Linked DNA regions of Mus musculus: region 1 is linked to region 2. The links are chromatin loops, found by intact Hi-C in ENCODE. Cell type or tissue: heart. All regions are shown on one strand. Each heading gives the region's core, and the rest is flanking DNA. Links, peaks and the distances in the headings are about the cores only.

Region 1 (15,697 bases), core at 4,804-12,803, 170 kb after region 2:
ACGTTATATGCCCCAGTACAGGGGAATGCCAGGGCCAAAAAATGGGAATGGGTGGGTAGGGGAGTGGGGGGGGGTGGGGGACTTTTGGGATAGCATTGGAAATGTAATTGAAGAAAATACGTAATAAAAAAAAAGAGAGAAAAAAGCTACTTTTGTGCACCTGGTTTATCCAAAGTGACTCAAAGGTCAATTGTCTGTGTCACCAGGGCCAAGCCTGGCTTTCCCTACTCTTCCACATCTGGGTAAATTTCAAACACTTGACACAGTGAGTTAACTTATGCTTTGGGTACCTCTTGCCCAGACTGAGCAAGCTCTGAGCCCAACCCGTCTCACACACTGCTGAGTTTACAGGTCCATGCCTCCCTGTGGAGGACACACCCTTGACCTTATTTTGGTTCTCCTAGCTGTTTAATTGTGTGTCCCAAGAGCACAAGCTCAAGGCGAGTGTGTCCTGAGCAGATTCTGTCTCTCTGACCCCGGTGTTACCAGCACACTAATGCCTGAGGCAGGACTGATTAAAATCATACCTCGTTCAGATTGCTTTCTTATTGATTTTTGTAGAAGTCGACAAAAGGGGAGCTTGTTTTTCTGCTGCTGTTTATTGAGCAGCAGGAATAGCTGTGGGGACAGAGCGATGGAGCGGGTAGAGGCAAGCATTGGAGCTAACAGTGAAACCCCCATCCCCCTGGAGGCTGGCTCCTTACTTGGTCTGGAGAGAATGGGAGGCATTGCTAACAAAATGTTCTAAGCATTAAGACAAGAGATAACTGAAGGTATTCTTCGCTCTGGGAAGTACTGGTTTGTGTGTTTTGAATTCAAGTAAAGTGTAAGTTCTAACCCTTTCTATTGTTATTAAAATAAAAATTTAAAAAGATTAGGGAATTGAACAATGACAAAATCATTGCTGTTTAATTCCATTCATTTTACTTATTTTTTCTTTACAAAGAAAATAGGCTGAGCGTGTGGAGAAAACAAGGCCCCTGAGTTAGAGTCACCTCCTTCATAAAGTTAGAGGGAACGGAACCTCCAGAGCCTTTGCCAGCTTGTCTTGGACTCGATATTTATTGGTTATTCACTGTTTGCATTTGAATTGCAGGAGTTAAGAACACATTTGGATTAGAAGGCTTCTGAGACCCAGTGGAGATGGAGGTGCCCGAGTTTAGGCTATGACGGGGTGGGAGACAAGGATGGGTACTTCTTTCTAATTGAAATATTGTGGCAATTGGACGAAACATTTTAAAAACTGGAGCTTGTAAGAAGCAGATGAGGTAGTGAAGGGCAGTGTGTGCAGAAATGGGAGCAGGTACCAGAAGCCATGGTAATTCAGTCAGGAAAGCGTACCAGAGGGGCTGGAGAGATGGCTCTGTGGTTAAGAGTACTAACTGCTCTTCTTGAGGTCCTGAGTTCAATTCCCAGCAACCACATGGTGGCTCACAACCCTCTGTAATGGGATCCAATGCCCTCTTCTGGAGTGTCTGAAGACAGCTCTAGTATACTCAAATACAAAAAAATAAAGAAATCATTTAAAAAAGAAAGCATATGAGAGAGATGAGAAATACAGTATTAGAAAAGAGCCCACCATGTCTCACACAGCACGTCAGCAAATCGTTATTATGAACAAAAGGAAGGAAGGAACAACTCCCAACTGTAAAAACTACCAACAACATTTTAGGGATCCACAAATCTCCCTAAATAACCCTAGATGTAAGTTGTCCCAACTCTCGAATTAAAGGCACAGACTAAGTGACAGAATTATAAGACACATCCATCTATTTGATGTCTCCAGGAAGCACACCTCACCTTTGTCAAACGACATTCACAGACAGAAAGGACAGAGTCAATGTATCAAAAAAAGCAGAAGCTTAAAAACAAGGCACTGCTTGAACAGACATCGGAAACTTTAGGCTAAAATTAGTCAGAGGAGATAAGAAAAGCCAATACATGTTTTCAAAAGGAACAATCCATCAATAGATCATGACAGTCGTAGAGGCTGAAGAGATGGCTCGATGGTTAAGAGCATTCGTTGCTCTTGCAAAGCATCAGGACTTGGCCATCCCGACAATCCTCACTGAGCATTTTAAAGGAAGTTGAGTATTTAATGGGTGTGAGACAGTTCTAGATACTTCTGTGGTTGTCTCTCTCACATAGCCCGCTTGCTTACGAAGCACAGAGTTCTCTTTCCTCCCTGCACACATCCTCCTCCCTCCTGCACAGGCTCTCCCCTGCCACGTCTGTGCCGTCCGTCACTCGGACTGTTTGTCTGGTGAGCTGACAGGTGTCATACATTGTTAGGTAAGAGTCCTGGAGCTTGAAACTCGAAGTGACACAAGTCTCGTCGATTTAGCGCTGGTGACTTTTCCTGTGGAAACTGGGAGAAGGACAGGCATTTGCTACAACAATTTTGAACTTTCTTAGAAATTCTTGAAGAAAATGGATATGCGTCTCTTTCCCTGGCCGTGCACAGGGAAAGTGGTTTGACCTGTCACACTGTGACTTCTGCCTTGAGGAAATGAGAAAGACACACGTGACTGTCCAGCAACTTTGTGGATCAGCAGATCGATGGAGACCAAGAAGTGGCTGTGGGCTGACTCAACTTTGTTCCCAACTTTTCACAAACCCCACTAAATCCAGAATATTCATTTTCTTTTCAGTTAGTTCTTAGTTATTTAAACAAACTGACACTGAGAGCTTACTGATGCGTCATTCAACAGGAGCAGATGCCCTGACTCCCCCTATGCAACTTTCTTTGTATTGGACTTTTCAAAGTAAAGATAGATTTTTTCCCCTCCAATTCCCCAAAAGAGAAAGTGCTCTTAAGCCTTAACCTATTTTTTTTTAAATCCATTTTGAAAATATAAATAGAGTTGCCTCTTGAAGTTTTGCTAGTTTGAATCTCACAATCAATGCATGGGTTATAGCATGCACACAGACACACATCACTGGGCTAGGAGTCAGGAAGCTGTTCAGGGAGATGTAGAACCCATTGAAATGGGAAGAACATTGCTTAGGCGGTTTACAGCCACTCCGATAGAGATTTTTCTGTGTGTTACTGTCTATAGCTGTGTTCATCCCAGGTGAGCATAACGAATGAACACCATAAAATAAGTGGAATAGTAACAGATATTTATTAGTCTTCGTTCACAATCAAGCTGCTTAAGGATCTAGCTCGGCAGTGGGAGCTTCTATGCTGCTTACATGTGGCCCCCTTTCCATCGTGTCCTTGCATGCTGAAGGAAGTGCCCTTGCCTTATTCCTTCTTCTCATGAAGACTCCCACAGGCGCATGTGTCTGAACCCTCCATTGCCGGCTGGTGGGTTTTAGCTGTAGAGTCTTAGGGATTATGGTCCAGTGGCAGGAGTAGGTTACTGGGGTCAGGCCTTAAAGATACGGCCTTCTCACTCTCTGCTTCCCGATCGAGCTACCAGAATGCAATTAGCCGCAGCACAAGCCCCTGCTGCCAGGGATGGAGACAGCCTACCTGCCAGAGCTTTGCTGCCACAGTGGAGTGATAGTCTTTTAAACATTGAGCCAATTCCTCTCTCCCATTTAGTTGCTCAGTTAAGCACTGGTCACAGAGACAAATGAGAATAATTTTCATTGAAACACATATGCCATAATGGGGGATTTCGGGTTCCTTTAAATATACCCCTTCCTATGCCATCCTATTGGGAGCTGAGTCTCTGACACACAAATTACAAGGAGTAGGGGATATTTATTTAGTCTCTGATATTCCATCCTCCTCACCACCGAATTCATGTGCTTGAAAGCCAAAGACACTCCATCTATTCCAACAATTTTCAAAAGTCCTAGTTAATTCCCGTGTCAACGCCTGACCATTTGGAAACTTTAAAGTTTGAAATTCTGCATTTCACCTAAATCAGATGTGGGTGCGACTCTAGGCACAATTCATTCCTATGGCAAAAAAAAAAAAAAAATTTTTTTTTCTAGTTACGAACTCATGAAATAAGATGAGTTACATGTTTTTGGCTTATAGTGGCAGACGTGGCTTCACGTAGACAACTCCTGATTAGAAGGCAGAAACAAAATAGGAGGGAAGGTGTTAACTGGTCCAAACCACACCATTCCCATCAGACCGTAACACTCATGAGCAGTTCGCTTCTACCTTCTGGTCTTACTGGGGTGTTGCCCCCATCTCAGCCATGAGGGCTACGCAAAGCTTCAGGTGGTGATACGGGAAGTCTCTAGGAGTCATCTATTTGGAAGGTAAAACCAGGGTGATGGTTGAACCCAAGAAAGCCCAGTGTGTGTACTGACCTCTAGCTACCTCCAAGGTCATTGTCTCTTGCCCTGAAGAATGCTGTATATGTGAGGACTGGAGAGAGGGTTCAGTGACTACAAACAGTCACTGTTCTTGTGGAGGACCTGGGTTTCCATGACCAGTTCCCATATGGTAGCTGACAATGTCTATAGCTCCAGCTACGAGCCACACCTGACACAGGAAACGGGTGTGGAGACATTTATGCCTTCGATAGCCACAATGAAGAAGCCTTTCGAAACTGGTTTACAGAAGGAATTTGGAAATGTTTGGAGAGCAGGTTGAGTTCAATTCTCAGAACCCATTTGAAAATATCTGGAGCAGTGGAAAGAGTGCCTGGAAGATGGGGACAGGCAGTTCCTGGGGCTCACTGATGGGTGGTGCTCAAACAGGATTCCATCTTGGGAACACAAAGCAGTTGAAGTTGAGAACCAAGATGCAGTATTAAGGCAGGAGGAAGCCCAGTCTCCCTGGTGGGAGATCCTCTCTGTCAGCCATGCTCAGCCCCTCCACCCTCAGGCGAACATTGTGAGAAGGTGCAGTGTGTTGGCATGCTCACAGTGCACCAGGCCCTGTGCAGGGATAAAGGATGCGAAGTTGGTGAGGTGCTACGCCTCCCCTCAGGGATGTGGGCTACCCAAATACCAGGAAGAAAGTTAGTATCTATAACCAGGCAATGGTGTAATAGCTTTAGGGGGAATCTCTTGTGGTAGATACTGAAAGATGGCTTTGGGTGCTGACAAATCGCTTCTGTATAACCAAATCCTCCAGTGCCCGGAGGCCCCGTCCCCCGTCCCCCGGGTGTCTGCACAGTCTGTACGCAGCCTCCCTTGGTCTGCAGTGTGCTGCAGGATGAGACAGACCCTGGAGGGAAGTCCCTACCTAAATCCTTCCGTAGAAGCAGGGCTAGGCATTTTTGGGGTCATCCCTTTTTCATGTAATTTAAGTCTTCTAGATTGTTCTGGGCATTTAATATGATGTAAAGGACCGCACTCTTGCTCTCCCACTGTATCACATGGTACAATTTGGGGAAAATGAGAAACATCTCAAACAAAGACCTGGGCAGAGGCAGGGGCCCAGCTGGAAGAGCAGGGAGGGAGAGGAGCTGCATTGTGCAGTCTGTGAAGTGCGGGAGGGGGAAGAAAGCCTGTAATTTCTTCCTTTCTTTCTTTTCTTTTCCTTTTCTTAGCTTTGGGAAAGGAACTAGGCACCGTTTCTTGGTTCATGAGCTTTTGCTATGGTTTGAGCTTGCCCTCAGAGGGTTGACGGTGTGGGTGGATGGCAGCGTTCCACTTAAAGTAGGGCAGCAGTTGTCGAGTGGTTAATTTAAGAGTCATTGGTCTGACAGAGCAACCCATGCGTCCTCTCCCATCTGCGTGGGGGAGAGGAGCCAGCGCTGTATTTACTGCTTGGATTGAGTCCACAGAGCAGACCTTAGCAACCATATTTGGAGGGGAAGACAGAGTTGAAGCAACTTAACCAGGGTTAAAGTAGGGTCAACCTATGGATTCAAGGTTAGCGTAGGCTGGGCACTTGGCCAACAAGCATAAGTTTGATTTTCTTCAAAATAGTAACTCCTAATGCGAAGAGGAAGAGAGTCAGTGGCGTCTGGCTGAGGGAAGAAGGAGCCTGGCTGCACCGCTGTCTGTGTGAGTGGGAACCCGAGTCCCTGGGAACTCACTGTGATTCAGGGTTCCTGTGTTCCCAGGGACAAAGACCTGGACAGAAACACATGAATAGTGGTAGAAGCAGAAGCTTACTAAGGGGAGGAGAGAGCCTAGCTCTCTGTTGCTAGTAGATTCTGTCCAAAGAGGGAAGCGGGCCAAAGCAGGGAGAAACATCAGCAGTTCCAAGACAAGCACTATAGAAATGCTTGGGACTTTTATATCCCAGCATCCCCAGCTTGTGGCTCGTTAGCACAGTGCACTCTAGTTTTAGCATGTGCTCTGCTATCTGGCAGCCTGGGTGGGGAGAGTTTTCCAGTCTGGTTTCTTTTATAAACTAGTTGTAATTCACTCTTTGTCATATTGTAGGGTCTGTGGCCTAGGCCAGGTACAATTGACAGCCTCCCCACACGGAGCCACTTCTTCACGACAGGACATCAAGGTGAGTGGTACTCCCTTGTCAAACCATCCCTGACACAGAAGACTACACGTGAAGCACCTTCCGGATGCTAGCCAGTTGGCACAGCGGCCTTCTGGAAGGTTCTATTGTGCTGAGACGGAGCACATGAAGAGTCTTCTCACTGGCCTGTGTTTCAGTTTCCTTTGCTGTCCCTGTTAAGCAGTTCCGACAGGTTTGTGCTGGTCTATTACGAGAGAAACTCAGGCAGATTTTGAAGCAGCCGGTAACATCATCTCTACAATCAGGAGGTAGAGAGGGATGAACAGTCCAGGGTCCCAGCCAGGGAATAACGCTGCCCACAGTGGGCAAGTCTTTCTATCTCAGTTAATGTAGTCAAGGTTATCCCCGACAGGCACGATCACAGGCCCGGCTCTCTGTCGGTTGTAGATTCTGTTCAGGACACAACCAACATGAACCATCACACACACTGGCATGATCATTGACTTGGGATTCTTCAAGCAGCCTTTTAGACTCTTTCTGAAACATTTTCAAAGCATCACGTAAGTATTAACTGAAATGGTTCTTCAATGGTCCCTGTTACCCTCGGCCTCTTCCCTTCCCTTCTGTAGCCAATGCTGAGGAATGCGCAGAGAAATCTCTAGTCTCCACCACAGGAAGGTAAGAGCTAGCAGCAGGGAAGACAGAGGGATCCCCCAAAGCATTCATGTTTTTGCAAGTATAACAAATATAGTGAAAAATCCTCTCTTGTACGCAGTTAAAATTTGGCAGAGCACAAACCAGGACCTGGCAAGACCTGGCAGGACCAGCAAGGCTGGGCTTCCCCGGGCTCAATGGCTAACCAGAAAGCTAAACTGGTGAGTTACAGGTTCAGTGAGAAACTCTGCCTAAGAAAGTAAGGTCCAGGACTCAGCATTTAAGAGCGTTGATCCTGCTTCAGTTCTCAGCACCAAATGTCAGCCCACAACCTCCTGTAACTCCAGCTCCAGGGGACGCTGGTGTCCTCTTCTGGACTCTTTAGGCATTGCACTTGTGTGCACATACGGCTGTCCCTTTCTTCACATAATTAAAAATATATACTATATGCATATAGGAAAGGATGACTGAGGAAGACACCGGTGTTCTTTATAGTATCCACATAGGTATAGGTTCCTGTACACACACACACACACACACACACACACACACACACACACACACACACAGCCTGTCAGTCCCTGTTCCTATTTTCATGCTCCTGTCCAGCACAAAGCTTCCATAGCTGTTTTTTTTTGGGGGGGGGCGTGGATTGGATATTTACTTTATTTACATTTCAAATGTTTTCCCCTTTCCAGGTCTCCCCTTCGGAAACCCCCTATTCTACCCTCCCCACCTCTATTAGGGTGCTCCCCCACCCACCCACTCCTGCCCTCCCGCCCTGGCATTCCCCATAGCTGTTTTCTAAGGAGCCTCATCTTCCTGGCTGCCGAAACAGGTAGGCATTGTTTTGCTGAGGCACGGGGCTCATGGGTTCCTGTTTTTGCTGCGGGACCCATGGAACTCTGCTATGAAAGCTAGCTTCCTGGCACCAGCGCTCCAGTGTTTTATGTGCTTAAAATTCCATCTGTGCAAGTCCAGACATGACCTGAGTGCTTGTCAGGTCTAGTTCATCTCAGCCCTCCTGGGGCTCAGGCTTGCAGTGAGGAAGGTTTCCCTACTCTTGTTCACCCATCCTGCTGAGCCAGCAGCTCCCTCTGTCCCCAACCATGCAAGCCTTGGATTGTTGACAAACTTAGGCAATTTCATCTGCCTTGTCCAATGCATACTGCATGCCTGCCAGGAGTCCTGCTGGCTTCTAGATAAAGACAAGATTCCAGGAAAGGTTGAGCTGTGCTGGCCAAGTGTAGCCTAAGTTATTGGCCAAACACACAACCCAAGAATGACAGCCAAGCTGGTGACTTTCTAGAACGGAACTCAGAGCTTCTCTTGTTAAAAAAAAAAAAACAAAAAACCCAAAACTGAGACCCCTCCACCCACCCCCCAGGATCCAAAGCACAGAGAAGCAGCATAGTGTCTGCCTACACCCCTGTTCTGAGAGGACTACACCCCTGTTCTGAGAGGACAGGCTGCTGATGCTGCTGGGAACAGGTCACCAGACCCTTCTCAGTTCTGTTTTCTCTGGGCTGGCCAAGGCTGCAGACAGGATACCTTCCACAGCACACAGAAGAGTGTTAGTTAGCGTGTTGTCATTGCCGTGGAACGCATGAGGCTGCTAAGGTTGAAGGAGAAAACGTACACTTACCGAGTAGTTTGGAGGACAGGGATTTGTGACTTTCCTTGGGCCGATTCACCTCATGGTGGGTGGGCACTCTGGCTACAACCATCAAGTGACCAGACCAGAAGCAGAGAGGGCTGGGCTGGGGCTAAACTCAAGTTACAGTCCTTTACTCAGGAACTACTTCCAGAGAGCATAACTCTGGGGGGCCGGAGGATCTCCCCTAACCCACACATCTAAGGGTTTCCATGATTTCCTCATAGCATCACCCTGCACAATACCTCTTCAGTCACAATGCAGCACACAATTAAACGGCATTGATGCCACACAGCAGCAATACGTGCCACTTAAAACAAGCCACTCTGAGCAAATGACTACTTTGAATGCAGCGGACAGAAGAGTATTCCTGAGCACCCCATTCACCCAGAAGCAGCATGTAAGTAAATCTGTGCAAGTTTCCCCTTCCCTCTACCGGGAAGGGTAGGTGTCTGTTACTAGAAACAGCACTAGCCCTGTGTCTGCTCACAAGCTACTCCATTAGGACTACCCAGATTAGAAGGAATGGACAGGGCCTGCTCCAGTTTGGGCTCAGGGACAGAGGGGGTAAGGAAGAAGGCATTCTGAGTGGGATGCAGACAACAGGTAGCTGTGAGAAATCTAAAAGGGGTTATGGAGTGAGCAGAGAATAAAAGGTCGGCCCAAAGATGAGAACCTGAGCGAAGACAAGTGGCTTAAAGCTAAAAGGCTGGCAATAGTCAGCCATGCCCTGAGCAGACCAGACATGCCCTCAACAGGCCAAACATGCCCTGCAGACCAGCCATGCCCTGAGCAGACCTTGCCCTCCTCGGCAGTCTGCACGGCCTTGGCTGCTCCTGCTGCAGCCATCATACCTGCTCTGACAGCTGGCTCCCTCTCCATGAGTTCTGCATTCACAGATTCAGCCAAGCATGGTGTGAAAGGCATAGCTATCTGTGCTGCAAACACACAGGTTTTTGCCACCCTGGGAAGTCATGTGTGTGTGGTTTGATACTTGTGTGCACATGTGTGGATGCATAAGGGTGGAGGCCAGGGGTAGATGTGAGGTGCCTCCCTCCATGATTCCCACCTTACTTTCTGAGACAAGGTGTCTCAGGGAATCTGGAGCTCGTCTGTTTGCGAAGTTTGGCTGGCCACTGAGCTTCAGGACCCTTCCTGTCCTACCCGTGTGGTTCCACACCAGCACTGTGCCGCAGACTTGTGCCTGGCCCTGACATTGGTGCCGCAATCTGAACTCAGACTCTCATGCTTTCACGTCAGGTACCATACCAACCCAACCGCCTTCCTAAACCATGTCATTGTGTCTCACACCTGCATGATTCACATTCACACCATGTGAGGTGTTCTAAGCTGCCCAGAACTGGCTTGCAGGGCTCAGGACAGGAAAAGCTTGGGTGCAGCCTCCAGTTTTATCCCCCCAGGTCTCACAACTAACTCCTTGTAAAAAGAGGGACAACTGTCCTCTCACATCTGTCCCTTGCTTGGGATCTTCTCAGAGTGCTTGGTGTAGCCATGGTCCTGTGCATCTGTACTTGGGGAGTTCAGAAGCACCCAAGTCCTAGATTCCTCTTCATCTGCATCCCTGTTTTCATTTGCCCCTTGGTTGCCAGGAGAGTACATGTGGCCCCTGACACTACACAAACTCACCTCTCCACCCAATTAGCTCTGACCACTGCCAGCTCTTAGACTGGAAGTCTTGGGTCATTTTTGAGGTTTTTCTTTTTCTCTGGTGTTAAGAATGCCACAGGACTGTTATAATGCTACAAAAATTTTACATCTCCTTTAGTCTTTTAAAATTATTTCATAATAGAAACAGTCATTAAGTCTTCCAACCAAAAAAAAAAAAGCCCAGGACCAGATGGGTTTAGTGCAGAGTTCTATCTGATCTTCAAAGAAGACCTAATACCAATACTCTTCATACTATTCCACAAAATAGAAACAGAAAGAACACTACCCAGGTCATTCTATGAAGCCACAGTTACACTGCGTATTCCCCCTTAGAGATGGAATGGATTCTGTCCAATCAGGAACCTGTCACAATTTCCTTTCATAAAGGACTTCATAAGAGATTTTTTTTTCTACTTCTATCATGTTTAATATTCCAAATAGACTTAAAAAACTGGTAGAGTGCATATTACTTTTAGCTTCAGATGATATCATGTATATTTAAGAGGCATTTAACTATTATAAATTATTTTGATGACTTAGAGAATGTTAATACTGAGTTGTATATTTTAAAATAAATTTTATTAATTTAATAACCATTTATGTATGTATTTATTTATTTATGTGTGTGTGTGTGCAGCTCCTTCGAAGCTGGAGTTACAGATGTGTGTGCCTTCAGATATGGGTGCTGGGGAGTCAGCTCTTCTGAAGAACAGCGAGCACTCTTCACAGCTAGCCATTCCCAGCTCCTTTAACTAATTTTCATTCCTTTTTATGTTTTTTTCTCCAGACATACATAGAACCAGCCTGTCAGCAACCCCCAAGCTGGGTCTCAAACATAGTTCTTCTTTCTCTATCCCCTTATCCCGGAGCCTCATGAAATCTATGCAGGGGTCTGTGTTCCCTTTATCCATGTACAAAATTAGTTTGTGTGGCAGAGGAGTGAGAACTGGAACTCCCTACTAGGTATGCAAACACTAGTGTATAGTTAATAGTAAAGGCTGAGGCCCCATAACAACCCACCCTCAAAGCAGAGGGTTACCACAGCATCTATTGATGCTCATGCAGACTGGTACCAAGGTGGGGCAGCCTCTTGTGGCTACACCATGTAGTCTTTGGTGTGTCAAGAGCCGAGAAGAACGCTGAAGGGATTTCTCAGGGACAAGATCCTAAGCTGAACTTCCAAGGAGGGTGGATGAGAGTGCTTGGAAGTTCCCAGGAGACAGAAGCTTTGTATAAGCGCATAAAGAGGACCCTCTGAGAGCTCCCATGAGCATGGCTGTCCCAAGGGCCCTGCCACACAGGCCTTCATGCCTAGCATAAACTTTAAGGCTGAAATGTGTTTTCTAGAGAAGAGGGCTGGACACTGGTTCTTCTCCAGCAGCTGCAGGGGACAAATTTGAGAAGAGAAACATTTTTAAGAGTTTCCTGAAGGGAGATGGAAGGTGGGCTTCTGCTTTGGAAGACATACCAAAACAGAACAAAGAAGGCTTAAGGAATGTGGACCAAGTGTTGATAGCACAGTAACCCCGACGGCCATGCCCCCAACCCCCTCACTCACAGGCATTCCTGAAGACCAAACTATAGAATTAATTTTGCATTAATAGCTTATTGTTAGAACTAATGACAGATGCAAATTCTGTTGCTGCCACATGGGCAAGTTCCATTGATAAACAGAGAGATAGAAGTTGCATAAAGAGAATACAGGGAGATGCAGAAACGGCCTGGTGGGTGATAAACTGTGAGCTGCAAATGAAATATATCCCGGTCCTCCGCACCCCTCACAATGCTCCTGGTCAATGTTTTATGACAGCAACAGAGATGCAAACTAGGACCAACTTACTGCTTCTTACTCAAATGTTTTTCTGCTTAGATTATTTTATTTTTATGGGTATGAGTGTTTGCATTCACATATGCCTGCGCACCACGTGCATACAGTACCCGAGGAGGCCAGAAGAGGGTGAGACCAGAGCTATGGATGGTTATGGTTGGGAGCTATCACGTGGGTGATTGGAATTGGACCTGGGCCCTCTGCAAGAATAAGGGCTCAACCTTTCTCCAGGCCTGTTGCTTATTATTTTAAGTTTTAATTTTTAAATATAAAATTGACCTTGAACTTGTTTTTTCTTTTAGAAAAGACTCCTTTTACTTTTAATTCAGTGTGTGTGTGTGTGTGTGTGTGTGCCTGTTTTCAACCTAATGATCTACAGTACCCTTCAGCTCTTTCTTTGCTCTAATTTTGACAAATCATTTTTTACCTCCTGGACAGTGAGCTGAGGGAGAGAGAGAGAGAGAGAGAGAGAGAGAGAGAGAGAGAGAGGAGAGCAGGCGCCTTCCGAAGCCTGAGGCAGTGGATCCCCGAAGTTACAAATGATTATGAGGCACCCACGTGGGCGCAGGTCCCTGACAGCTTGCTCTTGGTTCTCCGGCTTTCCTCTCTTAAATGCTGGGATTAAAGATCTGTGTTAATCCCAGCATTCGGGAGGCAGAGGGAGGCGGATTTCTGAGTTCGAGGCCAGCCTGGTCTACAAAGTGAGCTCCAGGACAGCCAGGGCTATACAGAGAAACCCTGTCTCGAAAATTCAAAGAGGGGGAAAAAGATCTGTGTAGCTAGGCTTGGCTTAAAGTCGAATATCTTAACTTTAGTTTTTGATAGGTAACCTATAAAATCAATTTGCACAACTCTTGGCCACTGCCTTAAGAAAGACTTCCCTTTCCTGCGGTAAAGGAGCTGTAGAGGAGAAGGCTGCCCCCCTGGGGGTTGCTGGGAGACCGGAATGTTGCAGGACCGAGAAGACTGTGCAGCAGCTTTTGCATCAACTATCCACGTCTACTTAACCTCAAACTCCTACTGAACCCGTCCAAGGCCGGTGAAGTCGCTGCTTTCATCCTTCCTGCTTTCCACCTTTGGCCTTTGTTTCTTTGCTCCAGTCAAGGTGCTTCATTTAGGGCTAATTTTGTTTCCGTTTCTGAGAAACTCCTGGGAAGTAGTGGAGGCGCGCGGGCGCTGTGAGCTGGGGGTGGGGGGATGAAGTAGCCGGCAGTGGCACTGTGCCCGCCACGTGGCTTCTTTTCTTTCTTGTCCCTGAGACCGCAGGTGATCAGGGAACAGCTTGGAAAGGTACAATTTAAGACAACTGAGGTGTGTGCTGCTGTCCAATTTGCAAAGAGACAGCAGGGCGTCTGATGTTGCCCTGTATGGTGGATTAGTCCTGTATAAAGGCATGCAGGCAGGGTTGGAGTGATGGGGGTTGTCTTAAAGAGAGTCGGCTTCTGCGGTAAAACAAAGTTAGCACTGGCTAAATGAATGTACTTCCGGGGGCTAGGCTAGAACCCAGTGGCACGGTGAATCTCCATGAGGTTTTCAGGTCTTTAACCCAGCTTTTCTTTCTTCTTGTTTATAATTTTCCTGCTTGTTTATCTAAGACTTTAACTTGCCAGCTCAGCAACTCACATCTGTTAATATTTTGAGATTACAGTTAGCCTCAGCCAATTGGGCCTTCCTTCAATAACAGCAGAACTTAGAAGCTCGCTGCAATTACTCCTGATTCCAAACGACTGCAAAGTGTACCTCTCTGCCCAGTTCCACTTTCTCTCTCTCCCCGTTCTGATTACTGCAAGTTATGTAAATCGAGCTGGAGAAGACTTAATTTAATCAACCCGTGGGTCTGCTTACATTTGTTTAAATATTAACTACAGTCTATATGTAAAAGACCAGAGAGGGACAAACTAGTTGCTAAGCATCGCGGCCAATCACTGACACTGTCTTTGCATTGTCAGATCTCTTTGAGTCCGGCTCAAGGCTGTAGAAGGTTTCGTTGTGCACTCACCACGTGCCTGAGGTAACTCTAGAAACCCGCAGCTCCTTTAGAGACTGTCAGGAAGACATCTATTTCACCAACCATTTATGGAGATGAGGAGAGAGGACAGGACTGTGGGAAGTTGGAAAGGGGTTCTATTTTTCTTGCTGGACATTTCCATTCACTCCAGCTCATCTGCATTGCTTACCTTCCAGACCAGAGGTACCCCTCCCGCTGGGTGGGGGTGGGGGTGGGGGTGGGGATTGGCTGGGTGCTTGGAGTGTTAAGCAATCTGAGAGAAAAGGGAAACTTCTCTAAATTACAACCCAGGGCACTGGTCAGGGAGTAGAGGAAGCTACAAAGCAAAGCAGCTTCTCTGGGCAATAGTGGACCCCAACATAAAAACATTATCTCACGAAGATGCTACATGGCCTTTTGGTAGCAGGAAGTGCGAACTGCGGGTTCTGTAGGTTTCTAACTGCACTGCAGGTGCATCTTGAAGACGGAAAGAAAATGTCAGGCATAGAGGTTGTTTAGCATTACAAAACCAGCTAAGTCCTTCATACCAACACTGACCAGACCTGTAAGTGATTTACACCCCACCCCTCCCCACCCCACCCTACCCCACCTCAGCCAAATGAGTCAGGATAAGAATTTGGTGTCTGGCTTGTTTTTGTCACGGTGCCAGCTCAGAAGTGCAGTGATTGGCTGAGATACAGAACTCCACAATTAACATTAAACACAGGCAGCTGGCTGCATTTTGATTAAAACCGGCGATCAAGAGCTCTGGCAATCTGGGTTTTTGTGATGGCCGGAGCTTTATTCCCTCGTAAATACCACTGACAGTTGTTCGCGCATTGGAGCCTCTTCGTTTACTTTCTCTGTGGTTCTCTGTGTTTAAAAAATTGGCAGAAATCCTTCCAGGTGAAACAGTTTCCGTATCCATTTTCACCCTTGTGGACTGTCAGTTGGGTGGTAGAAACAGGAAAGACAGACAGACCCACGGGAGCCAAGTTCAGGGGTCCCCCACCCCGCCCCACCCCATCTCTGTCACATTTTTTTTTTTCCAGAAAATGGAGGGATTTAGCCCTTGAAGCAGCCTGGTTCTTCCAGAGGGGTGTTACGCTTTGTGGCTCTTTGGCCCCATCTTATGGACAACAGTATTATAAATCGGAGATGGACGATGGTCCTGCAGAGCAGGTGCCCCAGAAGTTTGATTTCTTATTATAAAGTCAAAGTGTAATGATGACTCGGTTTCTCCCAGACTACATTCAGGAATACCCTTAGAGTTCACCGATGTTCAGAAAATCAGTGGCGAGTATGGAAATCTTACATGTGAACATGTGAACAGAACCGTTGCGCATGGTAACTCGAAGACTGTGGTAAGGAGTATGGTGTGTCCAACTATTGTTACTGGCATTTGGGAAGCCTCTCTTTGGTTACCAGATGGTACTTTGGGGCGTTTAGTCTCTTTAATAAAATAATTTAAAAGGGGGCCGAGGAAGTGGCTCTGTGGTTAAGAGCACTGGGAGCTGAGGATCCAGGTTTGAGTCTCAGTACGTGTATAATGGCTCACAACTGTCT
Region 2 (15,697 bases), core at 5,119-13,118:
GAAGAGGAGGGAGTGGGGGGAAGATGAGAGAGAGGGAGGGAGGGGAAGGGAAGGGAGAGGAGGAAGACAAGGGGGAGGGGGGAGGAGAAGAAAGAGGGGGTGGGTGGAGTGTTAATTGCCAGAGCACTTATGAATATGCACCTTCACAGACACCCTAAGTGTTTCCTAGGCAGTATATGAAGCAATTTAGAGAGGGGACTCTAAAAATGTATCTGAGTCTTAATGCTGAGATGGTAGTGACACTTGGCCTCAATTCCTGCGGCTATCAGGAAGCTGCTTCGGGACTGTCTGGGCCAAATGCAACCATTACCTCCACATTAAGGGCCAGTAAGGTTTGAATGTCCTGAAGATCCTAGTGAGGCAGAAGTAAGTGTTCACCCCGCATCTGATCTCTTTTACTTTGCCCACAGTCACTGACCTACCGTTCATTGCTTGCTGGGGTGAGCGCTACATTTCGCCACCTACCTTGTGCCCATGTGACTATTTTCTGGACAACAGGATTAAGCAGGAACCTCTACTGGAAAGAGCCCAGAGTATGACTCCCGCAGGGATGGTTCAGGAAATCAACAGCCATACTGACAATAACATCAAAGTCCTATGCTTAGGTGGCAGAATGTCACAGGAAGTGCCCGAGTCCTTGACTTCCCACAGCTGCCACTGTGGACTCCTACCTGACAGATGGATAAACTCTGGTTTTATGTAATCCACTGTCACTCTGCACTGTCCCTGACAAGCAACTCAAAGCAAGCCACCAAGCTTCTGGGAATGAAAACATCTCTAAGGACACCTTCAAAGCCTCATTCACATGGTCTACAAGTCAGTCAGGGTTAGAACCAGAGAGCTTGGGACACAAAGGAACCCTAGCACTTTCCATCGCTTCTTACATTTCTGGACACAGACCTAAAGTGGCGAGTGCAATTGGAATCATCTCCTCCAGCTAGATGTCTGAGCCTTCCAGCAGTGCAGCTCCAGGTGTGCTGTCCACCTCCGAACACACACTGGCCTTTCAGAGTCACACAGCCCACCCACCCCAGACCAGACCCTTCCATCTCCTCATCACCTCCTAGGTTGTATAAGCAAATGACTCTGTGGAAAGCACACCTCCCTGAAACTACCATTTGCATCATGATGAGGCAGAGTGCCAGTTCTAGGCCACCAACAAGTATGCTGAGATGGATGAGCACAGTTGCCTGGCTTTGGTCAGACCACAGATGCTTGGAGAGCTGGTTTTGCTCAGTGGTCTAAAAGCAAGGCTGTTGGCATAATGTTATTGTGCCCTGTGTGACGACTATCCGTGTATCATTCAAATACTGATTTCGGGGCCCTCATATCTTGTTGCAATTCCGACATGGCATTGTAGTGCTTCTTCTAAGAATCTCCTGTCTCAGCGTTGTGTAAACACTGCTCCCCAATTAGCTCTGGTGGGTGGATAAAAAGCTGATCAGCCAATCACTGGGCAGAGGAGATGACAGGGCTGGACTTCCAGTCCCCGCCAGGGCAGGGGTAGTGGAAGAAGAAGGAGAGGTTTCTCCAGGTGGTGAGGGACCAGGAGTCACCATGAGAACACAAATGGAGCAGGCAGAGAGAGCCAAATCAATATTAAAATCCTAAAATCAATACTAAAATACTAAAAGTATATTGGGAATTTGGGCTGGAAAGTAGCTAGATTAGTTTAGAGGGTTAGAATAGATTAATATCTGCTCAGTTATTGTGCCTTAAGGCTTGTTGAATAAATCTAATAGCCTCTGTCTTGATTATCTAGAAGCTAGACAGATTAGAGCAAAAAAAAAAAAAAAAAACTATCACTCTTAAATTTGCACTAACACAAGGCCTGTGTCCTCAGAAACTAAATCCCAGAGTTCAGAGGGGAGATAACTTGTAGAGTTTCTACCAGGCCTAGCTATCTCCAACACAGAAGCCTGCTGCTACCCAGTGCATTCTAGAGACAGCAGCACCAGCACCAGAAATGCAAGACCTCAGTCTAAGCCAGACCTGAAGAACTGGATTCTGCATTGCCTGGAACCTCACAGACTCACTCACAGGCACACTAACATCCTAGAAATGCAGAGTCCCACTCTGCCACTGCCGGGAAGCCTATCTCTCTGCATGCTTAGCAGCTTCCTTTAAAATAAAACCATTTATTATGAGCTGGAGAGGTAGTTAAGAGCGCTAGCTGCTCTGCTCTTCCAGAGGTTCTGAGTTCAATTCCCAGAAAACACATGCTAGCTTACAGCCACCTATAATGGGATCTGGTGCCTCTTCTGGCATGCAGGATACCTGCAGACATAGCACCCATATACATAAATGAGTAAACTTTTGCAGGCCATGGTAGCACGTGCCTTTAATCCCAGCACAGGCAGGCAGATCTTTGCAACCTGGTTTACAAAGTAAGTTCCAGGACAACCAGAGCTCCACAGAGAAACCCTGTCTCAATAAACCAAAACCAAACCAAACAAACAACAAAACACAACAGCCAAAAAAAAAAAAAAAAAAAAAAACCCTAAAAACAAAAACTACACATTGTGAATCTTAAAGTGACAGTCAGCATGTGTACACACTCATGTGTAAGGTCAATGAATGACAGTTGTGTTTACATAATACGAATATCATTAGTTGCTACATTCACTGGGGCAGGAGAGCCAATGGGGAAGAGAGAAGCTAAACTCTGCCCCACTCCCCCTGACGAATGAGAACCCTGGAAATCTTCTTGGTCACGATTGACATCCTGAAAGGCACAAGAAAAATGGGAATTCCCAAATGAAAATGATGAGAATTGGGGTCCTCTTTGAAGGAGTTCACAAATAGCTGGGTAGCTCTCAGAGAAGAAACATCTCATCTATACCTCCAGGTCCAGCAGTGGCATCTGGCAACCTCGGAGAGACAAAAGATAAAGGTGGTAGATGTCCGATGAAACACTGGGGGGCTCCATGTTCTGGCCTGAGTGACCACACACTCCCTGCTGATGGCTATACTTGCGAACAGTGTGAGGCTTTCAAATTGACTTCACCCAAACTGAAGCGCTGGCGGGCAGATGAGCAGCCTCACCACACAACCCTCAATTTGTGTCTCCGGAGCTTCCACAAAGAGGCAGATTGGACAACAGGAAAAAGCCCAATTGCACTTTGAACCTCCTTCTGTCTAATGTCTGACTGCATGTGTGGTGGGGGTGGGGTGGAGACAAGTTTAAGGACTAGATTCTGTGTATCTTCAGAGTTGGTCCTCACAACACCAGATCTAAATTATTTTTTTAAAGATTTATTTATTTATCTTATTTATGAGTACACTGTAGCTCTCAGACACACCAGAAGAGGGCATTGGATCCCATTACAGATGGTTGTGAGCCACCATGTGGTTGCTAGGAATTGAACTCAGGACCTCTGGAAATGCAGCCAGTGCTCTTAGCCATTTTGCCAGCCCAGATCTAAATTATTTATTTGTGCTTCTTTTTGCAATACTGGGATTGAACTCAGGACCAGACTCCCCACATGCTAGACAAATGCTCTCACACCAGCACACACGCCCACATGCACACACGCACGCAACACTTTAAGTTCTAGAATACACCATGCCATGGATCAGAATTTCACAAGCAAATACCAGCAACAGTTGAGATGTTTGCGCTGGTGTTCCCAGCCACTGATTTTGCAGAAAGAAAAGTCTTAAGTTGCCCCATCTTGACCCAAGTAGCGGCTTTTGTTCTCAGGGTACAATTAAGTCACTGTTGGCTTTGGATGCGTGTGTACCGAAGGCACAATGCCTTCTATTCTGGGGCCTACAGAAAACAGGCATTGGCATGAGGTGTTGCGTCTTCCTTCATGTGCCGGACAGTCCAACCTGAAATTCAAGTGCTAAACTTTCAACGGCAAACAGAAGGCTCGTGTTCCAGTGTGCTTCACTGAAACTAAGAGGAACCCTGGGAGTGTTCTCTTACCTATTCTTCCCTTATCAGCATGTTTAGGGGTCAGTGCGCCATGTAAGCAACAAAAGCAAACCGAGAACATGACACTTTAGATGAGGAAAATAAAACCTCAGAGACCCTTGCTCAGTGTTGTATGTATCCTTGCTCTCTCCCAGCCTCTGACTCTGGGACTCAGGACCCGTACATGTGCACAGGCAAGTCAACATTTGAAGTCAGCAGCCTAAATCTCAGCCCTGACATTGCTAACTCCTCTCGTTGGGAAGTGCGCAGAGGCTGATGTCTGTGGGAAGCAAAAGTGGTCTGCTCATGTGTCATACGTACACCACGTGTGATGAGCTCTTTATTTGCATAGTAAATGAGATGAACTAAAAAGAGCAACGGCCCAATGGGAAGGTGGCATTCCCAGAGGTAAGCCATGACACACACTGCCACCTAACACCAAAGCCACTAGAGATGTGATAAACTTGGTTTCCTAGACAAGACTTCTCTACCCCCTGGCTACCCAACAATTTGTGCTGTCTCTCTCTCTGTGTTAATAATTAGACAGGCTAGGATCACACACAGAGTCTGAACCAAGCAGAAAAGAATAAAACAAGAATGGAGTGTGCTTCACACTGGGACCAGAGGGAAAATGAGGTCAAGTCCTTAAGACCCGGTGCCATTTGATCATCCGTGTTTGGGCCTTCTCTCCTGAAACAGACAAGGACTCTTCCCTTATCAACAAAGAAAATATTAACAGGTGACTCAGGTATGCAAAGAACAGCAGCAGCAGCAGCATGGAGCCTGAGATAAGAGGTAAACAGCTGTGAGGAAAGCAAGCCCAAGGGAGGTCTCTAAGCTGTCCTAGCTAAGGAAGATCCAGAAATGCACACATTAACACTACCAGAAATAAAATGTGCATCAGAAGTCTGGAAGTAAAACCTAGAGTGATTCCTCTAAAGAGAAGAAACGCCTGCATTTTGAATGCACTCACTGTATTCTTGAAATTTGTTTTTGCAAGGTGTGTGTGTGTGTATGTGTGTGTGTGTGTGTGTGTGTGTGTGTGTGTGTGTGAGAGAGAGAGAAAGAGCGCATGCACGCGCGCACACACACACACACACACACACATATGCATGCATGCACCAAGCAGTGGGGAAAAGTAGTTCTCAGGTGCAGAGTCATTTCCATAATTTGTTCCAGGCAGGAAGCGAGGAAATAGACCCATGGCCTGGAAGAGGGGGCTTCTGGCTTAGAGAGAAAGCTGAAGAGGTGTCTAGAATGACACAGGACCCAACAGTAATTCTCTCAGCCCTTCCCACAAATCACAGCCTGAGACCAGAGCCCCAGCTGACACAGGCTATGGCAGGCTTTGAGCCCGACAACCAGTGGTTTCCAAATCCTCTTCCTCCTCAAGCATTTATCAGACATGCGTTTCTAAGGCTGAACTGCCACACTCAGTAGACAGAAGCAGTACTGTAGAAAGCTCCAAGCTCGCATGGTTTACATAGCCACCCACCAACCCCAGTTACATAACATCACAAACACATAAGAGCGGGGAGGGGGGGCGCTAATGTGCATGTGTGCACACATGTGTTGGTTATGTTTGTATGTGCCTGCCCAAATGTGGGGTTCAAACACACATGTGTACATGTGTATGACAGCCTGAGACAACCTGGAGTGTCATTCTTCAGACTCCGTCCACCTTTTCCTTTGAAACAATCTCTCACTGGTCTAAAGCTAGCCAATTTGGCTGGGCTGCTTGGCTAGAGAGACCTCCAGAGCTCTGCCTGTCACCACACCCCAGCGCTGCTCACAAGTGCCTGCCATCATACCTGTGTTCACTTACATGAGTGGGTTGGAAAACCTGCCCTGCAAGCACTTTATTCAGGGAGCTATCTCCCCAGCCCAAGTGTTTCTATTTATTAAGTGTGAATAACACACCTGTACGGGTAGATTTAGGTACCCGAGCTGCTGCAGATAAGTCAATCAGCAGCTGGATCAGGCTGGAGGAGGGACTTTTAAGAATACTGTTTCCAGGGCCGTAGGTTCTGACTCAGCTCCCAGGGCCAGTAATCTTCAGGTTAATAAGCTGCCTAGGTATGTCTGACTCACGGTGAAGCGTAAATCAGGCACCTGAGCTGGGTGTGGTGGCTCACTCCTGTGATTCCCAGCACTTGGCAGCAGAGGCAGAAGGATCAAGAGTTCAAGGCAAGTCTGGGTTACGTGAGACTCTGTCTCAAAAGTAAAAGTTGAAAAGAAAGTGAAGAGGCTGGAGAGGTGGCTCAGTGGTTAGAGTACTGCTGTTCTTCCAGAGGGCCTGTGTTTGGTTCTGAGTACCCACCCACATGTGGATTCAGTTCAAAAGCATCCAACACCCCCCTCTGGTTCCACAGAAAGCAGGCATGCACAAGGTACACAGACACGCATATGGGAAAATCACACATGAGCATGAAGTTATATGTATATGACCCAGCAGCTGAGGAGATGGCTTTGTGGGTAAAGTGCTTGCTACGCAGATGTGAGAACTTGAGCTCATAATCTCAGCACCCATATAAACGCTGAGCCTGGCAATCCCTAGCCCTAGAAATGGCTTAAAGTAAGTTCACCGAAAATCATGTACACATGCGTATGCGACACACGAATACACAGAAACCATTAAACTTAAAGTCAGACTTCATCCAGTCTATCTAAATCTGAGGCCAGACCCACTAGCAGTGACTTACAACGTTCACAGAAAGCTCCACAAGCAGCCTGGCTGAGACAGTGTGGCTAATCAGAGCCATGCTCCTTATTAAACCCAGTAACATGTTTCCTATCCTGAAGATGAGGCAAGTTGACTGTCCCCCTCCCCTCTTCTATCGCCAGTTCTCCGGTCCTTAAAAGGCCCCTCTCATAGTCTACTTGTTTTGACAGTACCATGTGCACGCCAGGCTGGAGTAAGATCACCGCTGTGGAGAGTCCCCTCACACCCTGGGAGAAAGTGATTTACAACTACAATCTAAAACAGGGCCCGGTTTTTGAGAATTACTAAACAGTGTGTGAGCAAGATGGCTCGGTGGGTCAAAGGGCTTGCCTCAAAAGTCTGATGAAATGAGTTTAATCCAAGGATTCCCTGTCCTCTCACTCCCACATATGTGCATGCACGCAGATACACTAATAAAACAAAAGTAGAAAGCTCACACGGCCCTCAATGACCTTTGAAAGATTTTCAGAAAATGACTTACATGACACAATATGTGTCTGGAGCCTTCCCCTTCGGGATAGCGTCCAGCCTGAGGTGCTCAGACCCCTTCATAGAGAGGGAAGAATACTGTTAACCTGGAAAAGTAATTCAGCGCTCACACTGCAGCCCAGCTTCCCAGTGTCTTGAGCCATCATGCCTTAAAGCAGGGAGCAAGGTGGACCTAAGAAGGCACCTTACATAATAACCCACCTCCCCGGGGTCTGCATTAACTCAGAACGGAATCACTTCAGCAATCTTCGAAACGCAAGTGCCTCAAAGGAAATTAGGCCCCAGTGATCAGGACATGTCACTTTCATCCACTGGTTACAACTTGAGACTTGAAGGGCTATTTGTTTGAGCCACAGCCTTGAACCACTGTGTTTTTGGAGAACTGAGTCCAATCTCGGTATTTTAAAGCTCAGAACTCTAGCGTTGCCAAAAGACTCAGGCATCTGGCAATACTGTCCCCTGTTACCATGGGCAAAGAGGGCCAAGGGAGACATGGTTGTCTCTGTGGGTGGTTTTGTACTCTGTAGCTGGGCACAGGATGCCTCGTTCCTGCTCAGCTTCAACCAGCACTATTCTTAGCAGAGTCCATCCATCCCAGGCCAAGGAGCTGAATATGTAACCACCACTTTCTGATCTGCTTACTCATTGACCCTAAGACCTCGGATAGACAGACACTGCCCCCTCCTTAGAGGCTTTGTGTGTTTTTTTTTAAAGTGCTGGTTTGCAGTGAACTGTGTCAACTTCTTGGGGCATTCATGGGTACTAACAGGAACTGAATGTGAACAAGCACCCTAAGCATGACGAAGCAGCATTTGGGAAACAACTGCTAGCCCACGAGATTCCAGAGCACAGCTCCAAACTCTTGAGGCGCGCCCAGGCGGGATAACACAGACACCCAAAGTCCATCAGAGAAACCGAGATGTAACCTTATCCATAGAGACCCTGGGGGCTCAAATCAAGCACGCCAGTGAAGACAGAGAGATTGGATTCTAAAGGGACTACAAAATGCACTCCAACTGAGGCAGATCCCTTCGTTACTTCCAGCATCTCCAATTGAACACAGGTTCTCCTGATGCACAGCTGGTCTTTCTCCAGCTGCAAGAATAAGTAGGAAAGACCTAGAGGAGAGGAGACAGACAGAGGCCCACCACCCTCTCTTTCTTGCCCCTCCTCCATCCCCTCTTCTCTGTTATCAGCTTGGTGGATGGTTTGCATTCTGGCAGGACTTTCCCTTGCCCGGCAGCAGTCATTAGAGGCTAGGGGAGCCAGCAGATGGCTTGCTCACAGCTAATTTGAGTACATATTCAAGACAATAATCAGCTACAGATTGACTTGGCACCCACCCCATGGGAGAAGAGAGACCAACAAGCACTACTTAAGCCCATGCTGTCCTCATGACTTTGTCCACAATTGCTTCACCAAGATACACAGTTCTAGTGTCATAATAGCTTGTTTTGAAAGAAACTCTCTATTTCATAAGCAGTCCATCTCCATCTTCAGTAAACTACCCACATGAACTCTGGAACGTTCCTCAGTGGGTTGTAAACTATCATTACTTGGCTTGCTTGATATTTTCCCATCCACTCAGGGAGTTAAATGTACAGGAATCCACTCATAATCTTTCCACACTGACCCCTAAAAGGACATGCCAACACCCATGGAAGTCCCCTGTATGACACAATGCAAGCCACCAGTCAGTGGTGGTCTCCGACAATGACTGAGCCCTTGGGGTCACTGCCTAGGAGACAGCAAACCATTATGAACACAAAGGGCAAAGCATTATCCCTTCTGCCTTTGGCTAGTGGCAGCTTTCCATGACTCTTGACATCTATAATAGCAAAGTATCTGCCTTGTGACTCTTTGGTTCTGTGTGGTGACAAAATGAAGCCAAGTCCTTACTTCAGCTGAGATGCAGGCCAAGCTTCTATCAAAGCCCTGGGTTGAGCTCCCTGGATTCAGATAGAGTATTCAATCACTGCCCCATTTCATTCTTGAAATATCTCACTGTGCATATCCACCTAGTCTGTTTCCTTTGAAATAAGAGACATCTACTGTCGCCAATGTCCTGACCTTATATAGTTGCACTTACGTCGGGACCTTGTCCTGTATTCTGTGACACTGAAGTCAAGGTTTGTTTCTGTAATTTTTTTTTGAGAGCCACAAAAGACCTAGGATACTGATACTGATCACACTGCTCATCCTTCGTGGAGATGCTGCTGTAAGTGTGTACCTCAGGAGAGCACTTCAGAGGACCAAAACTCCAGGGACTTCTCCAGCGCTAACAAATTCCATCTTCGGTTTTCACAAGCTGCCCCGAGTTCACATGGAGGAATCCAGAGAGTTCAGCGCAGCTCTGGGATATGCAGATATGCTGGTTGCTCCTCTTTCATTGGAACCAACAATGAAAGCCACTCAGACATAGAGACATAGACAGGGCTCAGCAAGATGCCTGGCAGGTGATAAAAAATCAGTATTTGTGGGGCTGGGGAGATGGCTCAGTGCTTAAGAGCACTGACTGTTCTCCCAGAGGACCTCATTTCAATCCCCAGCACCCACATGGTGGCTCACAACCATCTGTAATGGGATCTGATGCCCTCTTCTGGTGTGTCTGAAGACAGTGACAGTGTACTCATATACACTAAATAAATAAATAAAAAATAAATAAAAAATAAATAAATAAATAAATAAATAATCAGTATTTGCATGCAACTAGGAGCTAAGGGACACACATTCATACATTTACACACAATGAGATGCCCCAGCAAAGAATGTGTTGATTAGACTCATCCACAAGTCACTCGTCGGTACATGCCCCAGGACTGCTCACTTCTGGGATGATGTGCCTTCTCAAGACTGCGGATACTGCTGTCATCATTTTAAAATGCCTTGTGTCATTTAAAAACAAAACAAAAAATTCTTGGACAAATGGATGTATCTGGAGGATATCATCCTGACGGAGGTAACCCAATCACAAAAGAAGTCATTAGATATGCACTCACTGAGAAGTGGCTATTAGTTCAGAAACATAGAACACCCAAGATACAATTTGCAAAGCACAAGAAAATCAAGAAGAGGGAAGACCAATGGGTGGATACTTCATTCCTCCTTAGAATAGGGAACAAAGTACCCGTGAAAGGAGTTACAAAGTTTGGAGCTAAGACGAAAGGATGGACTATCCAGAGACTACCCCACCCGGGGATCCATCCCATAATCAGCCACCAAACCCAGACACTATTGCATATGCCAGAAAGATTTTGCTGAAAGGACCCTGTTATAGCTGTCTCATATGAGGCTATGCCAGTGCCTGGCAAATAAGGAAGTGGATGCTCACAGTCATCTATAAGATGGAACACAGGGTTCCCAATGGAGAAGCTAGAGAAAACACCCAAGGAGCTGAAGTGGTCTGCAACCCTATAGGTGGAACAACAATATGAACTAACTAGTATCCCCAGAGCTCATATCTCTAGCTCATATGTAGCAGAAGATGGCCTAGTCAGCCACCATTGGGAAGAGAGGCCCCTTGGTATTACAAACTTTAAATGCCCCAGTACAGGGGAATGCCAGGGCCAAGAAGCAGGAGTGGGTGGGTAGGGAGGGGATCAGGGCGAGGGAGGGTATAGGGAACTTTCAGGATAGCATTTGAAATGTATATAAAGAAAATATCTAATATAAATAAATAAATAAATAAATAAATAAATATCTTTTTTAAAAACCAGAGTGGTACACACTTCAAATCCCAGCACTCAGGAGGCAGAGAGGCAGATGTGTGAGTTCCAGGCCAGTTTGGCCTACATAAGTAGTTCCAGGCCAACCTGGGCTATATAAGTAGTTCCAGCCTAGCCTGGGCTACAGAATGGGACATTGTCTCAAAAATTAAAATGATTTAAGAGGAGAGAATAGAAAGCTAATGACTCATAGAGAAGAGCTTCTGCTCTGAGGTTCCGGCCCGCCGCAGCTCACCTTCCATTCTCGAACCTTCACTCTGGATCACATCATTGGTCAGGTGGGAAGCAGAGGAGTTTATGGAGGTCAGCACTCAGCTTACGTTCCATCAGAAAGCAAAGACGGTCAGCATGTCTGAGAAGAACCCTCTTTAAGTCATTCTTCATTCTTAAGAGGCAGCAAACGGCTTTTACTTTGCAACAGCAGCTAACTGGCTTCCAAATTTGGATGGCTGACGCGCCATTACTGCATGAGCTAGGCTTAGCGGGATCTGTAATTTCCCCCCTGGACACTGCCTGAGATGCAGCAGAAGGGCAAGGTGTAAGACACGATCACGTCCTCCAGGGTACAGGACAAGATCAATCACTCCAGGTTACAAGGCAAACCCCCACTCACTCACCAACCTCCAGGCTATAGGGACAAGCTCAAATTCTCCAAGGCAAATCTCTATAGATGGCAAATTTAGCCCCTCCAGGGTTGGGTGTAGTCATGTGACTTTTTTGTATACATGTATATTCATATTCCCCCATGTGTGTGTGTGTGTGTGTGTGTGTGTGTGTGTTAAGGTTGGTGATGGTTCCATACAAAAACTTCAAAAGCCAGTTCTTTCTTCACTTAGTCTTCCTGGCTCACTAATAGGATTTCCAGTGGGACTTCCAATGGCTTTAATCCTAGACTTGGGACTTTAGACATAAGGGCTGTTTGTACCAGTGGCATGATTCTGCCACTGATATAGTTATATAAAAATGTAACTAAAGTGAACGGACACCTAATCTTCAGCTTCTACGCTAGCAGGCAGGAGAGCATCTTTTAACAAGATGGCGCCCGGTTTTATGTCTTTTTAAATGGTAGTAAATACACACTCCATGCTTCCATAATCACTTTTCCTTCTATTTCCTTGCTTGCCTTAGGTGCGAGAAGTCACATAAAATCCTTTTGTCACAGCAAGCTGTCAGAAGGTCCTGGAGTATGTAAGGCAGACCACCATGACACACCAAGTTCTTCACCTTCCATGAGCCTTCCAACTGACTCAGTTAAACAGCACTGCCAGGTCTAGTCCTCAGTTGGGGTCATTCCTCGGCTATCCATGTTAACAAGTTATTACAGTCCTGTTCCACAGGAGGAACTTCCTAGGGACTCTAGAAACCCTGGACTCCTACCCCAGGCTCATGCCTGGCCCAAGTCCCATGGCACTCGGTGTCAAGACACCTACTCTCCCCCCGGAACGAAACCTCTGACTCTTTGCCTTCCATCTGAGGTCTCCAGGGCCCGATCTCCACGGCACTGTGAGCTTTATTCTCTCTGGCCCTACAGCTAGGAGCATGTCCCCAAAAGCCTCCAGAGTCCATGACCTCATCTGAGAGGGGCTCAGAAACCTACACTGGCCCCTCTGACCTCACTGTGCCATCCCAGCAGGATCCTCCTGCCGCTCCTCCAGTTTCTGAGGAGCCAGGTGGACATCAGCCCCCACATCCCCTGAGCCCCTTCCCCTCACAACAGTGGGAAAAGAGAAGGATATGGCCTTGGGGACTATCAGAGCCATCTGTGACAGTGTGCATAGATGAGATTTTGTCTGGGAAGAATTTATATGTTACAGGCTTGCTGATAGGCTAAGACCACAAAGGGATGGGGCTAGATGGGGGCTGGGAGGTTCCGTGGCAAGTGTCCTGAGAGGGACAGATGATAAAATAAGTCTTGTAGGACCTTGAGTTAGTTCTTGTAAGTTGTTACCAATGAGACCAAATTCACTCTCTGGGTAGCCCTGAGGGTGCCCTGCAACCCTGCCTGACAGACCCGCTGGTGACCTGAGGTGGCCAAAGGGACAGGAATGTGCCTTTTGCCCAATGTGTGTCCACGTCTCTTTCCTGGCTCATGCTGAGGCATGGTGAGGTGCTGGGATTCTTAGTGACATCCTAAGGCTCGGCTGAAACCCAGAGGAGCCTGGGCTTCCAGGGTTAAGAGCCACAATGCCAACGAGGGAGGGAGGGAGGGAAGGAGGGGGGGGAAGGGAGAGGAAGGAGGGAGAGAGGGAGGAAGGAAAAGAAAGAGGGGGAGGAGGGAAGGAGGAAGGGGAGGGAAGGAGGGAGATAGACAGATAGATGAGACAGATAGACAGACAGACAGAGATGAAATTAATAAATTGAGGAAGCTGGAAGGGCACCCAGATAGCTATCCATGGGTGGACTAGATTAGAGCAGCAGAGGCGGGAAACTGCTGGCAGGAGTTCACCCCATGGCTGAGCCTGATAATGTCACCCTATTGAAACAAATAGGCCACAGAAACAGGCACCTTACGATTTCAGATGAGGAAGCACAAAGGAGAACAGCAGCCATCACAGGTTGGAGGGAAATCTGTTCGATGGAGTTTCCAAATTAGTTAGCCTTTAATAGTTTCTCCAAGACAAAGTTGTATGTACGTGAGTTGTACGTATGTGAACATATTCCACACCACTGAAATGCATACTCAGAATGTTTAAGGTGGTGAACTTTAAAGCTAGGTGATATGGCACCACAATTAAACACAAAAATAGAGCTGGGCATGTTGAATGGAAGAATACCTACTTACCATGAGCACACAGGTGCACACACACTCACACACACACACGCTCATGTATACACACACACACATCCACATGCACACACACATACACACACATGCACACACGCCCACACACAAAACATATACACATGCTCATGTATACACACACACATCCACACATGCACACTCATGCATACATATACACACACATGCTCACACACATGCATATGCACACACACCCACAAACATGCACACACACATACACATATGCTCATGTATACATGCACACACATCCACACATGCACACTCACACATACATATACACACACATGCTCACACACATGCATATGCACACACACGTACACTCACACATGTGCACATGCTCACACACAAACATGCACACACATGCTCATGTATATACATACACACATACACACATACACATGCACACATACATCCACACACATGCTCACACACATGCACACTCACACAGATGCACACACATGCACGCTCACACACATACATACACACACATGCACACACGCTCATGCACACACACATGTATTTTAGAAGATATGAGGGGAAAGAAGGGAAGAGTTGAGACCTCCAGTTGAGCAGGGCAGAGAAACAGCAAAGCTCAGAGGCAGGAAAAACAGGCCTCACTCTGAGGCAGGCATTTGAGCCAAGTCACACAGAGTCTCTTCATGGGACTTCAGGCCTCAAGCCAGGGCCTCTCAAACCCCAGAACAGCAGACATCTGACTGCCTACTGGTCTAGATTCAAAGCAGCCCTGGAGTGGCACTCCTTCTGTGGAGATTGCCATGATGTTCACACCACCAGAGCAGCCAGGTGTCCCACAGGGCTCGGCAATCCTCAACCTTTTCAGTCACTCTGACCAAGTGCAAGGCTTCAGGCACTGAGGTCACCTCTGTGGGGTGCTAGAGAGTACTGAGACAGCCCACAGTGTAGACCTGTCAGAGACTATGGGAGTCACCCGCCATAGCAGGGCTCCTGGATTGAACCTTAAAAAATAAAAATGAAACTCATTTTCTCAGGGGCTCTGGCCACATTTCATATTTGGCACAGCCACCTGGATTAGCAGGCACAAGGAACTAAGTCTCTAACTTCAGAACACTCTGCATACAGTCATGCTATCACAGCCATCCTATCTGGTATATTCACTTCCTTCCCACTGCTCCATCCTGCCTCTTGATAGAAAAAGGCCCGACTGGGTACCAGACAGACTCCCTGTGCCTTGCTCTCTTCTCTGGAAAAACAAAGGAGGTAAGATGAACACTCCACTCACCAGGGTCCAACTTGGGGACTTTTCAACTCGACGCTGGTGCAAAAGTGACCTACATTCAAAAGAATCCTTACCTCAGCTGCATGTGGTAACACATGCCTATAATCTTAGCACTCGCGAGGCTAAGGCTTGTTCTGAGCTCAAGGCCAGTTCGTGTAAACGGCAAGAACTTGGTGGGAGTGGAGGACCAGACCAGACCTTCCTTCAAATTCCAAATATTTAATTTTTGTCTCTTCCTGAACGATCAGTGTGCCATTTGAAGCCCTCTCTCCACACCGCATGGCAGCAGAAAGCCTACGTGACCAGTGTGCTATGTGGCTGAGCTAGACCAGACATCTACTAGCTTCGATGAAATCGGTACATTTTTCACTTGAGACCTCAGCTAACTGGGTTGTAACCTCATAAGGGGAACGGCATCAAATCACCACCTTGTTCAGAGAGCAAGTGAATCAGACTGGACAGCACCAACTTCAGGCTGGCAGCCTGGTTCTCAGAGCTGGCTATTATTTAGTAGAGAGAAGGGAAGAGGGTCTGTTCATTGCTATATGCAGAAAATCGTAATTAACCCAGGCCTTCTTGAAGAGGGGACCCTGTACCACCTTCAGTTCCCCAAGTATGAAAAATTTTCAATGAACAGCTAAAATGAGTGTGAATCCATGAGTCCCCCACTAGGCAGAGGTGCTGCGGCCAGGGTCTGTACAGTCTGGTTTAGCCTCTCCTCCTGCCAATCAGGAGTCCATTCACAGGCAGCAAGGCACCACACAGAGAAGGCCCCAACTGACCC

The links. A loop is a pair of places that touch in the nucleus more often than their neighbours do. Peaks named below come from ENCODE experiments on the same cell type or tissue, not always from the same donor. Only the 100,000 strongest peaks of a DNase experiment are listed, where the experiment ranks them.
Region 1: a loop joins it to region 2, with 6 times the contacts of the local background. A loop is called at or near these places in 4 of 42 quality-filtered maps.

Annotation. Positions count from the first base shown.
Region 1 is chr13:60,478,718-60,494,414 of GRCm38, reverse strand. It overlaps A530001N23Rik (a long non-coding RNA gene), which reads left to right. Exons shown (of 6, transcript XR_873556.3): 2 at 5,848-5,925; 3 at 6,310-7,215; 4 at 7,693-7,832; 5 at 8,876-9,048; 6 at 9,407-10,494. Among named protein-coding and RNA genes, the nearest start is that of A530001N23Rik, 22 kb to the left of the region's middle. In heart, for the core only: a CTCF peak has its summit at 7,387 (motif pointing left); DNase peaks (open chromatin) are centred at 5,624 and 8,214.
Region 2 is chr13:60,653,037-60,668,733 of GRCm38, reverse strand. The region is part of intron 2 of Dapk1 (death associated protein kinase 1); the gene reads right to left. Among named protein-coding and RNA genes, the nearest start is that of Gm35540, 25 kb to the left of the region's middle. In heart, for the core only: no CTCF peak of the experiment used is centred there; DNase peaks (open chromatin) are centred at 7,663, 8,413 and 8,953; H3K27ac peaks cover 305 bases.